Regions from separate parts of the Homo sapiens genome. Here region 2 is linked to region 1. A link is a loop called in an ENCODE intact Hi-C map of the cell type or tissue named here. Cell type or tissue: CD4-positive, alpha-beta T cell. All regions are shown on one strand.

What was found. Peaks named below come from ENCODE experiments on the same cell type or tissue, not always from the same donor. Only the 100,000 strongest peaks of a DNase experiment are listed, where the experiment ranks them.
Region 2: a loop joins it to region 1, with 6 times the contacts of the local background. A loop is called at or near these places in 9 of 110 quality-filtered maps.

Annotation. Positions count from the first base shown.
Region 1 is chr12:10,209,238-10,217,237 of GRCh38, reverse strand. GABARAPL1 (GABA type A receptor associated protein like 1) reads right to left here and starts at 4,361. Exons shown (of 4, transcript NM_031412.4): 1 at 4,019-4,361. The coding sequence starts at 4,108. It overlaps GABARAPL1-AS1 (GABARAPL1 antisense RNA 1), which reads left to right and starts at 2,171. Exons shown (of 3, transcript NR_170310.1): 1 at 2,171-2,596; 2 at 2,869-3,184; 3 at 3,276-3,589. RefSeq lists a silencer at 4,229-4,488 and an enhancer at 4,582-5,124. In CD4-positive, alpha-beta T cell, no CTCF peak of the experiment used is centred here; DNase peaks (open chromatin) are centred at 1,097, 3,707, 4,397 and 4,817; H3K4me3 peaks cover 2,444 bases; H3K27ac peaks cover 1,245 bases.
Region 2 is chr12:11,167,784-11,175,783 of GRCh38, reverse strand. PRH1-TAS2R14 (PRH1-TAS2R14 readthrough) reads left to right here and starts at 4,173. Exons shown (of 5, transcript NM_001316893.2): 1 at 4,173-4,362. It overlaps SMIM10L1 (small integral membrane protein 10 like 1), which reads right to left and starts at 4,590. Exons shown (of 1, transcript NM_001271592.2): 1 at 1-4,590. The coding sequence starts at 4,427. The coding sequence ends at 4,221. It overlaps PRH1-PRR4 (PRH1-PRR4 readthrough), which reads left to right and starts at 4,159. Exons shown (of 10, transcript NR_037918.2): 1 at 4,159-4,362. It also overlaps a transcript of PRH1 not described here. In CD4-positive, alpha-beta T cell, a CTCF peak has its summit at 4,365; DNase peaks (open chromatin) are centred at 4,143 and 4,573; H3K4me3 peaks cover 2,039 bases; H3K27ac peaks cover 1,073 bases.

The DNA.
Region 1 (8,000 bases):
CTATAATATGATGTCAGCACAACAAGCCATTTATAGATATTGATTATGTTAGGACTTTAAGGGATTTTCAATGTCCACATTATATACTTCTAATAAAGATCATGTATTTCTGTACTAGATCTATAAAAATATAAAAGATTTTTTTATACACTAAAACTTCCCAAACAGAAAATATCTGTTATAAAATCATGAGCTTTAGGCTTTCGATTGTTAGGATTTTAAGGGATTTATGTCTACGTTATATACTTCTATAGTTCAAGTTGTAAAAAAATCATGTATTTCTGTACTAGATTTATCAAAATTTAAAAGATATTTTTAATACACTAAAACTTACCAAACAGAAAATATCTATTGTAAAATCATGAGCTTTAGACTTTTAGTTTAGAAAATATAATCATTGCCGGGCGCAATGGCTCATGCCTGTAATCCCAGCACTTTGGGAGGTCGAGGCGGGCGGATCATCTGAGGTCGGGAGTTCGAGACCAGCCTGACCAACATAGAGAAACCCCATCTCTACTAAAAATACAAAATTAGCCAGGCATTGTGATGCATGCCTATAATCCCAGCTACTCAGGAAGGCTGAGGCAGGAGAATCGCATGAACCTGGGAGGCAGAGGTTGCGGTGAGCCAAGATCGTGCCACTACACTCCAGCCTGGGCAACAAGAGCAAAACTCGGTCTCAAAAAAAAAAAAAAAAAAAGAAAAGAAAATATAGTCATTTTAGTTAGAACATATGGGAAATGCAGAAAAAAAAGTGAAGACGCAGAAAAAAAAAAAACTGTATGAGTACTTCTAGTGGCTGTGTGATCTTCAACAGGTCACGTAACCTCTCTCTCAGCTTCAGTATTCCAGTAACTTTTTTTTTTGAGGTCGAGTGTCACATGTGTCGCCCGGGCTGGCGTGCAGTGGCCTGATCTCGGATCACTGCAACCTCCACCTCCTGGGCTCAAGCGATTCTCCTGCCTCAGCCTCCGGAGTAGCAGGGATTACAGGCGCATGCCACCACGCCCGGCTAATTTTTGTATTTTTTAGTAGAGATGGGGTTTCACCATGATGCCAGGCTGGTTTCGAACTCCTGACCTCAAGTGCTCCACCCGCCTCAGCCTCCGGAAGTACTGCGATTACAGGTGTGAGCCACCGTGCCCAGCTTGAAAAGAAAACTTTCTAACACGTCTTTAACAAAGTCATGGTATTGATATGATGTGAATGTGAGTAATAAATAACATTTTACAGGAAAATGCTTCATAAATTATAAAGAATTATCTAACATAATTAACTTGGGGGGGAGTTTGAACTTTTTAAATTAAAAGGAACAAATTAAAATTAGTAAAAAAAAAAACAACAAAAACAAAAACAAAACAAAACAAAAAGTTGTTTTGTGTTCTTGTAGAAAAAATCCTGAACCAGGAAGACCAGAGGGACATGATCACATTTTAAATTTAAAAATAAAAACTGAAATAGGGTAACGTAAGCCAGGAATTAAAAGGAAAAGGCAGAAAGAGGCTAGCATTGTGCCCCAAAGGAACTCGGACACCTAGCAGTAAGAGATAAAAACCACAAAGGAAGACAGATAAAGAAAGTGATAAAGCAGAGGGCAATACCTGGAGGGAAGGGAGGGGTTTGGAGAGGAAGAGAAGGGGGAGGGGTAATCATTAAAATATTGGTTTCCCAGTACCAAGGTTAAGTTTCCAGGAATCCCAGCTCTACTCCTCACTATGGTAGACCCCTGGGCTAGATGCTTTGCCTCTTTGGGTCTCAGTTTTCCTCATTTGTAAAATGTGACTAATACTCAGTAGGGTTATGAATTTTTAAAATAGACAATCTGTTCCTAACAGTTTTTTTGATATGTTGTATCTTTGAAGATAATTTCAAGATCCCACCAACCCTTCCTCTCTGAAGGCACAAGCACACCTCTTCTTTTCAACGCTGGCTCTGAAGAAATATTGGTGGGGCTAAGTTCTGGTTATGCGAGCAGTCAGGGTACGCCATTGCTTTAATAACACCAATGGTCAAGCTGGAATGGGCTTCAGGAATCATTACTCTAACCCTCTTTTCTGTAAACAAGACACTCTAGCACAGCACGATTAAGAGTTCTGCCCAAGGATGCAATGAATTCCCAGAACTAGAACCAAATCAAGGAACCTGCGTCATAACTAGAAAGAAGGTCACAGACTGGTCACCTTGGGAGCAGCTCACCACTGGTTAAAACATAACCCTAGGAAAGCTGAAATCTGAGTGACAGGCTTAATGGCTTAAAAATTATCACAGGAGTAAAACATTTAACACCAAACTATGAGCAGGAAAAGAACAGAATGCTCTAAAATATTCAGAGTGAATGCACATAAATATTTATCTATTTCCAATACTTAACAGTGTAAAGTCCACAGCACGTCATTAATTCTGGTTAATACAACTATATTAGAAACTGAGAAACAATATGGCATGGAGGTTAAGATACCCGAGAGCTCCACAGTCCTTCAGACAGGGTTGGAATTCCAGCTCAACCACAGATCAGCAATGTGAAACCTTTAGGAAGTTACTGCATTTCTTTGTGCTTTGAATACTCCATCTGTAGAACGGGTAATCGTGTAAGGAAGTAAGTCAATGATTACAGACTGAGTACTTATAATACCGCTAGGGTAAACTATCAATAAAACTTGATTGTATTTTTTAAATATCATTGCTCAAAAGATTGGTATCACCAGAACTGGGCAAAATTTTCAGGTATCCAAGGTCCAGAAACCAGGAAAGTAATTTGTAAAGGATCCTTTCCCGAGTAAGGGATTAGCTCACCCCTCTATAAGCTGAAAACCTTTTTGTAATTCCTGGGGAATGAAGAGCCCTAATGACTTTTTTTTCTTTTTAAAGGAAAAGGGTTACAAGAGGTTTCTACTGCTGGGCTAAGGCCCTGGTGGCTTCTGGTAGCTATAAAACCACGAACGTTAGGTAAGGATTAGAGAAGAAACCCAGAGTGGCTGTGAGTCAAGAAAAGACATCAGATAACAGCAATTATTTTACCATTATGTGACACGTAATACTAATGTTCCTACCTGAAGATAAAGAGCACAATTTTAAAATCTCCGCTCCTCCATTTCCAAAATCCAACAGCTGCTGGTCCCCCTACCACTTAAGCCATATTCTGCCCTCCAATTCGGCTGCGCAGCCTGCATTAGAGAAACACCAGGCAAGTGGGCGGGGGAGGGGGTAATGGGGAAAACGCCCGGATGCTGAAAGATACCTAATACTTTTCTGTTCCTACTCACTGCCTGCGGTAGTTTTAACTACTTAAGCCGGTGTCCAAAACGGAGAAAAAACGTCTCAGTCCTGCCTTATCGCGACCAGGTACCAGGTGATCAGAAATCAACACGAGGAGGCTGGCTGTCCCCACACAAGCCCCGGAGCCTAGAACGATGAGGCAAGAGGGCTGTTGGGCAGAGAACGTGACCTTGTTTTCCAGGCCAGGACTGTCTTGTGCTCCCCTAACCCCCTGTAATGCAAGAAAATTACTGAATAGCTTCTGAACCTTTTCGTCCCAAGACCAATGATATGAGAGCCAAAGTCAACTTCATTAAAGGAGAACCAGCCAAGGCAGAAATCGACTGGGTTTGCGCAAACCTCACCGCACAGCACAATGTCCCTGCGTTCTTAAAGGCAGCCAATCCATGGCCCCGATCTAACCAGTCTCGCCCACAGGGGCCCTATTTTGTGCACCGCAACCCACACACGGTCTCAGCTGCTGAGACCGTGTGTGGGTTGCTGAGTCACTGAAGACGGCGGCTCGGCCCCCAAAACGCCGTCAGCCCTGAAGTGGGGTTCGGGGCCCAGGCATACGGGGTTTTAAAAGCTCTACAGTCTGGACGTCCATTGGCTCTGGCACTGAAGGGCGTTCAGGATTAAGTAATTCTCGGAACCTCCCTTCTCCAGAGCCGCCTGGGCGCCCCAGGGAAGCCATCTCGACTACCCGCCCCCGCCCCCGCGGGCCCTTCCCCTCCCATCCCCTCCGCTCCTCTACACTCACGGGGACCCTGTCCGGATATTTCTTCCGGATCTTTTCTCCTTCCTTTTTCCGATACTCAAAGGGATGGTCCTCCTTGTACTGGAACTTCATGATGCACCGCAGGGCTTCCGAGATCCCCGCGCGGGGCCTGCCTCCTTCGCCGCTGACCCTGTCCCGCTCCCTCAGCCGACGTCAAGGTGTGCTCAGAATAGCTGCAGAAACGTCCGCTCCGGGGGCAACAGCGCTGGGCCGAGTGTGCAGGGGGGGTTCGGGGCGGGGATCTCGGGTGAGCCTGCCTGGAGGTAGAGGAGAGCCAGATGGAGAAATACCGGCGGCTTTTCGCTAGAGCTGGGAGCACAAAAACAGCTGGGTGGCGCGTCGGGCTGTGACGTCACCCCGCGAGCCCCGCCCCGCCCCCCATGCGCCAGGCGCCCAGGGCAGGGGGTGGCCGAGCGCTCTGTCTCACTGCGTTTCCTTTCTGGCTAACCTTTTTCACAATCGATGTCACTGCAAACATCAAAACATTCGAGTTATGTTTTATTTTGTGACTGTGAAATTAAAGATGGTTTTAAGACAAAAAAAAGATTTAAACATGTTTTATTCCCCCTCCACTGTTTTTCTTGGTTGGGCCCCAAAACAAATACAAAAGGCGAAAATCCAGCCTTTTCCTGCTGGTTGGGATCCAGCCTCAGGAGAAAAGAGGGCCAGGCCTCCTGGGATCCCTTTGGCCAATGCAGAGCTGTCCCGTGCTTGCACCGTGCCCTCTGCGCGTTCCGCTGCCCCTCCCGCGGCCCTCCTCCCGCGCTGGCGTCACAGTGTTTGGGCGGTGCCGCAGTTCGCTCCTGAACAGCAACATAAACAGAGCGTGACTCAGGAATCTGAAGAGAGGAGTCAGATGAAGGACACGGAGTGTAATCAAAGTCTAAAGGAGACATGATGTCAGTAAGGACTACCGAGGGCTTCACGTACAATCAAATATAGAAATGATTCACTTTCTAGCCGGGCGCGGTGGCTCACGCCTGTAATCCCAGGAGGCCGAGGCGGGCGGATCACCTGAGGTCAGGAGTTCGAGACCAGCCTGACCAACATGGAGAAACCCTGTCTCTACTAAAAATACAAAATTAGCTGGGCGTGGTGGCGCATGGCTGTAATCCCAGCTACTCTGGAGGCTGAGGCAGGAGAACCGCTCTAACCCGGGAGGCGGAGGTTGCGGCGAGCGGAGATCACGGCGTCGCACTCCAGCCTGGGCAACAAGAGCGAAACACCGTCTTACAGAAAAAGAAAGGAAGGGAGGGAGGGAGGGATTCACTTTCTGCCATAAACTCAGAAAGGGGGCTCGTCTTCTGGAAAAGAGAGTATCAAGCAATTTAGGTGATGACCTCAGTTGTTCCCCCACATCTTATTTAGTTCCAGTGGTTAGGTATCCCTCACGTGACTAGAAAGCGCTGCCTGGAATGCTAGTAGAAGATTGGGCATTAGGGCAGGTGAGGCGAAGCCTCGTTCTGGATTTCCCCACCTAGAGTCAAAGAAGAAAGACCTTCCAACCAGTACTGTAGGGCAGCGACAGGGAGGACTGTGGAGTTTGCAAAGAAAAAGAACAGTGAAAAGGGGCTGCGTTGCCCATACAAGTCGGGTGAGTTCTGATAAATATTAGATAACAGCAGCCCCGTGGCCTATCTTCTTCAGTCGGGGTCTCAGTGTCTCTAATTTTAAAAACACCCACAGGGGGCCAGGCGCGGTGGCTCACGTCTGTTCTCCCAGCACTTTGGGAGGCCCAGGCCGAGGATCGCTTGAGCTCAGGAGTTCAAGACCAGCCTGGGTAACATGGCAAAACCCTGTCTCTACAGAAAAAACAAAAATTAACAAGGCATGGTGGCGCGCTCCTACAGTCTCAGCTACTGTGGAGGCTAAGGCAGGAGAATCGCTTGAATCCGGGAGGCAGTGGCTGCAGTGAGCTGAGATCGCCCACTGTACTCCAGCCTGGGAGAGAGAGCAAGACTCTGTCTCAAAAAGAATAAATAAATAAAAATAGGCCGGGCGCGTTGGCTCATGCTTGTAATCCCAGCACTTTGGGAGGCCAAGGTGGGTGGATCACGAGGTCAAGAGATAGAGACCATCCTGGCCAACATGAGACGAGTGAAACCCCGTCTCTACTAATAATACAGAAAAAATTAGCTGAGCCTGGTGGCGCTCGCCTGTAGTCCCCAGCTACTCGAGAGCCTGAGGCAGGAGAATCACTTGAACCCGGAAGGGAGAACCCGGGAGGGTTTAACTATATTTGCATCAAAACTAAAATGAGGCCGGGCGCAGTGGCTCACGACTGTAATCCCAGCACTTTGGGAGGCGGAGGTGGGTGGATCACGAGGTCAGGAGATCGAGACCATCCTGGCTAGCACGTGAAACCCCGCCTCTACTAAAAATACAAAAAAATTAGCCGGGCGTGGTAGCGGGAGCTTGCAGTGAGCCAAGATCGTGTCACTGCATTCCAGCCTGGGCGACAGAGCTAGACTCTGTCTAAAAAAAAAAAAAAAAACCTAACATGAGCGACTGAAAATTAAACTGTTTTCAATTTGAAAGTAAGACTTAAAATTATAAACATATAATGTGATAAAATAACTCATGGATTTTATTTATTTTATTTATTTATTTGATATGGAGTTTCTCTCTTGTCGCCCAGGCTGGAGTGCAATGGCTCCATCTAGGCTCTCTGCAACCTCTGCCTCCTGGATTCAAGCAATTTTCTCCGGCCTCGTCCTCCTGAGTAGCTGGGATTACAAGGCGCCCGCCACCGCGCCCAGCTAATTTTTTTGTATTTTTAGTAGAGACGAGGTTTTGCCATGCTGCCAGGCTGGTCTCGAACTCCTGACCTCAGGTGATTCGCCCGTCTCGGCCTCCCAAAGTGCTAGGGTTACAGGTACTAGCCACCGCGCCCTGCCCTCATGAATTTTTATACATAAAGATTGAAAGATGCCATGAAGAAAAATACATGAAGAAGTGGGACTATGTGATTCGTTTTCTGGTGCCAGTAATGAAACTTAGTTTCTTTAATTTTGTGGGTGAGTTTTGTATTTATTTTTATTTATTTATTTATTTTTGAGACAGAATCTCACTCTTTCGCCAGGCTGGAGTGTAGGGGCGCAATCTCGGCTGACTAAAACCTCCTCCTCCCGGATTCAAGGGATTCTCCTGCCTCAGCCTCCCGAATAGCTGGGACTATGGGCGCCTGCCACCGCTCCCGGCTAATTTTTGTATTTTTAGTAGAGACGGGGTTTCACCATGTTGGCCAGGATGGTCTCGAACTCCTGACCTCAAGTGATCCACCTTCCTCGGCCTCCCAAAGTGCTGGGATTACAGATGTAATCCGGCCTATGAAAGTAAATTTTAAATTAACACAATCGAGTAAAACATTTCAAAATGTCTTATTTAACCAAAATCAAAATACTACATTAAAAAGCTCACATTTTCTCAAATACATTTTTGATGTTTCTTGTACTTTTTAAAATGATTTCAAGGGTTAGAAGTTTTTTCAATCTTTTATGAATATTTTCAAACATGTAGAGAATTTTGACAAATAGTATGATGAACACCACTATAACCTTCACCTAGATTTTTTCCGTTTGAAAGTAAATTAGAGGACGGGCGCGGTGGCTCACGCCTGTAATCCCAGCATTTTGGGAGCCTGAGGCGGGTGGATCACGAGGTCAAGAGATCGAGACCATCCTAGCTAACACTGTGAAACCCCGTCTCTACTAAAAATACAAAAAATTAGCCGGGTGTGGTGGCGCGCACCTATAGTCCCAGCTACTTAGGAGGCTGAGGCAGGAGAATCGCTTGAACCCGGGAGGCGGAGGTTGCATTGAGTAGAGGTCATGCCACTGCACTCCAGCCTGGGTGACAGAGCGAGACTCCGTCTCAAAAAAAAAAGTAAATTAGAAACATGACACCATCCCAATATACAAATTATATCCCCCCTGAGAATAAGAACATGTTCCTCCATAACCAC
Region 2 (8,000 bases), 960 kb before region 1:
GTCCCATCTCCTGAGATCATCACTTTGGGGGTTAAATGCCAACATGTGAATTTTTGGGGGGCACATTCAGACCATAGTACAAGTGTTAAAACTGCAAGAAGAATCCCCACACTCAAGGTAACCCAAGTAATAGACTAATATGAATCAATCCAACCCAATTGTTGGGAATTCTCATAGTTCTTGCAGAGGTTCTTTTCTTGGTTCATTTTCTTGGAACTTCCCAAGTCGTCTTTAGACTACTTTCCATGCTCAAACTTCCAAGTATTAGGATATTCCTTTCCCTCATCTTTTGTCCCTATATTCCTCAACTTTCATCCTACCCCTTTATGCTTCTGCATGTAACTTTATTTTCTTCTTGACGCTATCAAAAGCTATTGATGTCCTGCCAGAAAGATCTCCCATTAAAAGCAAACTGCAAGATTTTCTAACAAAATTTAGTTAGGGATCCTCAGGACAGGAACAGACATGGCTTCAAAATTTAACATTGTCTGATCTCTACTCTGGGTAGCACAGGAAAGTGTTTCCCTTCCATTCTGAGGACAACGTTCTTTCCTCTCTCTCCCTTTGCTCCCATATCCCTCAATCCCACCAACCCTCTAATAAAATAAGCCAATAGGTTTAAGGCTGCAGAGAGTATAAAATACTTGAACTTACATATCAAATCATGTTAAATATTTATATTTTAGTATGAAAGACCCTCAATAGTTATGTTAAAAAAAATAACTATTACCCAGGTAATATTTCTGTCCAGAAATTTGAGAAACAGAATTATTTGTAATTATCTACACATTTAAGAAAATTGAACTCCTTATGAAATATAACTTTAGGAATTACTGGAGATTCATTTGAGGTCTGGTTGGTTATCATGACCTTAGGAATTTACTTAACCTCTCTAAATCCCGGTTTGCTTCTCTGAAAAATGATAAAAATGTTTTCCTCACAGGGTATATGTGAGAATTACGGAGCTCATGTATATAAATAGTTTTTCATAGTTCCTGGTATTAAAAACTCAATATATTTTAAAAATGATGCTGATGGTAATGATATGCTATTTGTCAAGTAATCACATGTATTTTTACCCAGAATTAAAAAAAAAAAAACAACTTTTCCCCTATCCCTTAGGTTACATATGTTGCTATGTTCACTGTTTTCCTTTTATAGTTAAAATAAGCTGTAACGCATCGTTTCCCATTTTTTTTTTTGCCAGCTACATTTCTTATCTCTATTGATAATAACTATACCACCTATGTCTCTGCTTTTTCATGCTTGAGGGATCTCTGGATCAATCAACGTGCATGATGGCCTGAAAAAGCCCAATTTATGGGCAATAAAGTGAATCATCTTATTATCAGGAACGAATATATGTTTCCTTTATTGACTGCTGACTATGTAGAGCATACCAACAAAATTGCCATTCATCTATCCATTCAACAATATTTATTAGCTATTCCGCACTGGGCAGTGCTCTAGGCTTGGGGATAGAACAGTGAACAAACAAAATCCTTAGCCTAATGGATATTACCTGGAAGTGTGCCAGGAAGAATAAACTCACTTGTGAATTACAACAATAAGTGGTTTATTCAGGTCAAAATCTTGTTTTGTCTCCTGGGAATTTCACTGAATTGCATCATGTAGGAGGCAAACTATACCCCAAGAATTAAGAGCAATTGTGAATAAATGATAAACCACAGAGTTTACATTTACCTCCTAATACATTTAACTCCTAATATATATATATACATATATTACGAGGTAAATGTAAGCTGTAACTTTATGCATATATTGTAAGTAGTAACTATACATATATACTTATATACTGTATACATATATAGTAAGTAGTAACTATACATATATACATATATAGTTACTACTTAAATTTATATATGTGTATGTATATATATATGTATATATACAGTACACACACATACTGTTACTACCGGGTGTAAAATTGAATAGGATATAGTGTCTTCCCTCACAGAGCTGCCAATTATGTTGGAGGATGTAATAAATACAAAGTCTGTTTCTTCATCTTCGGTTTAACAAATGACTGATGTGAGGAAAAAAGTTATAGGAATATGTTCACATAGTCACCCAAATGGAGCATCCTACTCTGTCACCATTTCAGGATTAAGACTAGACAGTCTTTTGTGTTACAAATTGGGACATCAGTGCTCTGGGAAACAGTGATGTCCACGATTCTAAATCCCTTGGTATTACTATTTCATTGATTAAACTACACTTCTGATATTTTAGACTAAAATGTTTTGGCTTATCGCAGTCTAGGAAACCTGTCTTGGGTATATAAAACAGACAGTTGATGCACGATTAGGGAAAAATAAGGCAACCTATGAAAATGGCCTTATGGATTAAAAGAAGTGAGCTCCTATATGGTCAGTGGAATCCAGGAAAAATTTAATGGAAAAAGCGCCACCTAAGCTTAGCTTTAAAACACAGAGTATCTTCAGGTAGAAAAGGCTATAGGAGAATGTGCCCAAATGGAGTTTGGCTGGAGACAAAGAATAAAGACTAGAAAGAACAATTACCCTAGGCCAGACATGGTGTTGGACGGGGCAAGATGCTTACTACTTAAAGCCATAGAACACTGTTTGCTGGACACAATGAGTGGAATATAGAACAATGCAACTATTTTAACACTTTACCCCTCTTAGTGGTTTATTAGTTAATTTTTTCCTGAAAAAAAAAATGCGTATACTACTTTTTCTGCACTTTTCTATATCAGATCTTGATTTAAAACTTTACCACTCTTGGTGATTTATTATTAGTTTTTTTAATCCGAAGAAAACATGTGTATACTCCTTTTTCTGCATTTTTCTATATCAGATCTTGATTGGCTCACCACCATTACACACACACACATCTCTTTTCTCCCATCCTCCCAGCGTTATAGAATCATTTGTTGTAAAATCAGTATTCAGTATTTACATAATTATGACTGACTTTACATGACTACTATTATTCACAGTTGAGGTATACCGTGTATACAGTGTAGTTTTTAAATTTTTATTTTTCTCAGCGTTCAAAATTATATGTTCTGTTTTCTTAATTTTGAAAAATATGCATTCACTAATTTATCCCCACACTCTTTGGAAAATGAAAGCTCTCTAGGCTGTATTCAAATACACCAGGTACTCTATCAATTTTCATTTTTTAAACTATTCTACCTGAGCTCTCCATCTTTAGCCATTTCCTGTTGACTTCATACTGTTCTCCCCTACCACTCTCCCTCTTTAATATATTACCGTTTTAGAAACTTTATGGCTACCCTGTAAGTAATAAAAATGTCTTTCCCCACTCAACAACAGACAGTACCTTTCAAGTTTCCACTTTATAAGGACATAACCCCCATTCCATTTACTTCCCCCGCCCTCCTTCAACATTCCCACTTGTATTTTCCGGCTGTATTTTTAAAACATGGTAAATAACATTTGCACTCCACTTTGTAACCATAATTAAGTATGCCCTTAAACAATAAAAACCATAAACAACATTTGTATTTTACGATTATTTAAATGTTATTCACTGAACAGCCAAGCTTTGTGCTACTATGGGATTTCGTTTTCTGCGGTTCCAAGTCTTGATCCACGTCCTGCCACAGGATCACTGAAGTAGAGCCCATTTTCTTACACTCTCGCCATTAGTTCAAAAGCTTGCAGCATTTTATGTCTGGTACTTGGAGGATGATTTTCCTGTACAGTTTTGCGTTTTTTTCACCGAAAATTTCTGATTATTATTGTTTTCTCTTGTGGGATGAAATATGTACCTTCTATATCACAGCCTTAATACCTTCAGCTTCTTATTCATTGAAATCTTGCTTACAATCCAGTCCGAGGATTCCCGGTTTACTGATTTTCTTTTTCCTGCAAATTTTAGCCTTCTGTTTTGTTTTGAAATAATGCATCCTCTGCGCTTTGTCACATTCTGAAATTCGTCAGGTGTTTTAGGATGCACACTTTCTTAGATGTTTTCGAGGGTCTTAACTGCAGTTCTGTTTCCGGAACAGCGTATTCTCTTTCTAGGGATTGTAGGCTCCCGGCCGCCCCCTGAGGAGCTCCGCTAGCAGCTAAGAGGGCAGCCACGAAGAGCGCCTGAGCACTCTCGCGAGACTGTGGGGCTCGCCATTGGCTGCTCCGCCGCGCCGCAACGGACCCTGGGAGTCGGCCATCATGCTGGCCCCGGAGGCCGTTAGCTTAGTCATGGCTCTAAATATGTACCTGCAATCGGATGTTGAGGATCACCGAGCCCGCGACGTAGAAGTACGGGAAGTTCATGCGCAGCTGCCAGGCCAGCTCGAAGAAGGCGAGCAGGGTGCGGGAGAGCCCCTTGCAGAAGACGCCGTACGAGGTGGGTGTCGCGGCGGGGCTTGAGGCCCTGACGGCCAAGGAGGACGGAGCCGCCGCGGGGGCCATGAGCCAGGTGTCGCCGCCCGCCCAGCGTCTGTAGCGAGGGTTGCCGCAGGGCCCGCGGACCTCCTAGCGACGGCTGGGACCGGCAGGACGGTAAGCAAAGCGGCTCCCGGGCTCACACCCAAGCTTGCCGCTGCCGCCGCTCGGTGCAGTGCGGCGCGTAGCCCCGGGCGCCGCTGGCGCTCCGCCCCTTCCTGTCTGCTTCTCACTGTGGCATTTACCATTTAGAGCTCAACTGATGGTAGGTGGCTCTGGAATAGGATGTGTTATATAGCATGTACGAACATCCATGCAGATAGTTCCACTTTAAAATGAAAAAATCTAAGCGAGATGTAACTTGCCGTAGGGCACAAAATTTGTAAGGGCCAAAGCTAGATTAAAACTTTAGTTTGTCTGCTGTGTTATGTGGGATGTTAGGAATCTTACCCTTTTGATTTCATAATATTAATATTAGGGCAAGATGATTCCTACGCCAATAAAAGCACAAGGTCTCTGTATTCATAATATACCATAGACATAAAAAGGATCACAATCTTAGTCTTTGGATTTTTCTATTTATTAGGAATATTTAAATTGCAAGTGACAGGAATGATAAACATTCAAGCAAAAAACTAGTGGACACACACGCGTATATACATAAGGACATACATACAAAATTATATTCCCAGCCATGTAAACCCTTAAAAAGTTCAGATTAGCTGTGGAAGCTTCAGCCATTTCTGCATGGAGATGCATCTGTGAAACCTGTGGCTAGGCTCCAAGAGCTGGAATACTACTCTGTACTTCCAAACTCTTTTTTTGTTGTTGTTTTTGAGACGGGAGTCTCGCTCTGTCGCCCAGGCTGGAGTGCAGTGGCGCGATCTCGGCTCACTGCAAGCTCCGCCTCCCGGGTTCACGCCATTCTCCTGCCTCAGCCTCCTGAGTAGCTGGGACTACAGGCGCCCGCCACCATGCCCGGCTAATTTTTTGTATTTTTTGGTAGAGATGGGGTTTCACCGTGTTAGCCAGGATGGTCTCGATCTCCTGACCTCGTGATCTGCCCGCCTCAGCCTCCCAAAGTGCTGGGATTACAGGCGTGAGCCACAGCGCCCGGCCTGTACTTCCAAACTCTTAATACCATTAGAGTAACAGCACAGTGAATCTCTAATAGCCACAATACTTTTGTTATTTAAATGGTGCACATTTCATTACCTTCACTTATCTCCCATTTTAACTAGAAAGCACTGTATTTTTTAATCGCACACACCGTCTTCATTCATGGATTATTCAAATGTGTGATTTCTGATCATGACCTTAAGGTTACAGTCTTGTTCTGAAAAGCATTGTTGAGATACCACACATCGCACCGTGCACTGCATGTCTAGCAGCTATTCAGAGCACAAGTACGGTACCCTAGAGTACCTCTGTTTCTATATAGTCTACTGATTATATGACTGGTAGAAATAACGTGCCACTGATAAATTTGTAAAAATTAATTTTGTGTTCCCAGCTAGTATTCTTTTGCTACTTTGCTGCTCCAGTACCACTCCAGCGAGGTAGCACTTAGAGGAATTACTTATGACAACTTCTAAAATACTGGTATAGAGACTGAAGAGCGATGTAAAATAAATGATCAATTCTGAGAACTGGGAGAAGATATATAGTTTCAGTTCACACATATAATTTACTCCCTTTGAAAACTGAAAGACTAATACACAGAGCCATTCAGAGTCACAGGAGTCATTACGTCCTGGATTTTTCATTTCCAAATATGTAAAGCTATGTGGACTCATTCTGTCTTCTATTCCTCTTTTGTGCCACCCTTTACGCCCTACTTGCTCCGTTTCTGGGTAACTCCATGAAAACCTTATCTTCCACCCTGAGACCGTGGGGAAAATAGCAGCCACCCACTGATAACATGGCCAGATTGAGGGCCTATTCCAATGGGACGGGAATAGGCAAAGAACAGTCACAAAGCTCCAAATCCTACTCCTTAATGCTCTAGAGCTGAAGAAAGATTTCCTTCTTTCCACCTGAGAGTGGGATAGGAGCAATAATTTAGGTGGTTGTAGTTTTTATCTGCCCCTTGATGTTTAGATTTGAATGCCTAATCCACACTTCTTTTGCTGAGGGTGATATTAGGAGAATTCATGATTAGAGTATTCATGATTGGAAATGGCTTGATTGTACAAATTAGAAAATTCATGATTGGAAATGGCTTGATTGTACAGATTAACTGCATTGACTGGCTTGGGCATTGGAAGCTTCCTTTAACTGACTTTTCATCAGGTTAGCCAGCTCCAGAATTTAACAGCTGTGTTTAATACTGCTTAATATTTTTATACTTATGTTCACACCACACCATTAACTTGTGCTAATGCCAAACTAGAAAAAAAGTACGTTTCCTTTTGGACACTGATCAGTACTCAACCCTTTGGTTTGCTATCTGCCTGATAATTTTTGGAGGTGGGGGTGGTTCACAATAGCTAATTTTTCTCAGCCATTTTTCCTTTGGATAAAGTGTAGAATTAATTATGTGAATATTATGATTCTGATGGAGTCCTTGGTTTATTAACATTCCATTGGGAAATAAATGATTTTGGAGTCGTAATCTTTCTTATTTTCTTTTTATCATGTACTGTTTTTCAGCTTTTATAGCAGATTTGATTCACTTTATGGTAAACAGCCTGCTGGGCATGATGCTTTTCCAGATAGTAGGAGCCTTCTGCCTTTCTGATCACTCTGATTCTGATTCTTGGGAAGAGCAAGCTGAGTCAGACCTCACTGATAATGCTGTGGAAGATTAGATTCTTGATATGATGGGAAACCTTGGCTCCTTGAAAGCCTTGACGAAAACTTTTTTGTATTAGGAAAAAATAAAATCAAGTAGAAGCCCACATAAAAACTCTTTAATTTTTCTTTTCTCTTTCTTTCTTTCTTTTTTCTTTTCTTTTCTTTTCCTTTCTTTCTTTCTTTCTTTCTTTCTTTCTTTCTTTCTTTCTTTCTTTCTTTTCTTTCTTTTCTTTCCTTTCTTTCCCTTCCTTCCTTCCTTCCTTCCTTCCTTCCTTCCTTCCTTCCTTCTTTCTTTCTTTCTTTCTTTCTTTCTTTCTTTCTTTCTTTCTTTCTTTCTTTCTTTCTTTCTTTCTTTCTTTCTTTCTTTCTTTCTTCTTTCTTTCTTTCGTTTTTTGCCATGGCTTTAATATGTACATATAGTTTGACATCATTGTAATTCTTACCAGAACATACTCAGAGCTAAATATATACTCTTATTTCCATATTTCAAGAAAGACTTTTCTTTTTCTCCCCTCAAACCTCTCTTTTAGACAATGAAACACATTTAATAATTGTCAGATTATTAAGATCTATTGTATTCTTCATTACAAGGCCAGATTTCATAGGTGCATAAAAAATCACCTATACATGAATCTATTTTTTAATTGAGACATTTTTTAAACCATGCATGTGGAAGAATATGATATAGCATGCATTTATGCATGCATTTTGAAAACCAGCTTGAGAATTTTACTTCCTTTTAGTTAGCAGTAGACCAAAAGAGAATGTTGCTTCTGCTCTAACAAAGAGAGTAAACTAGGTAGG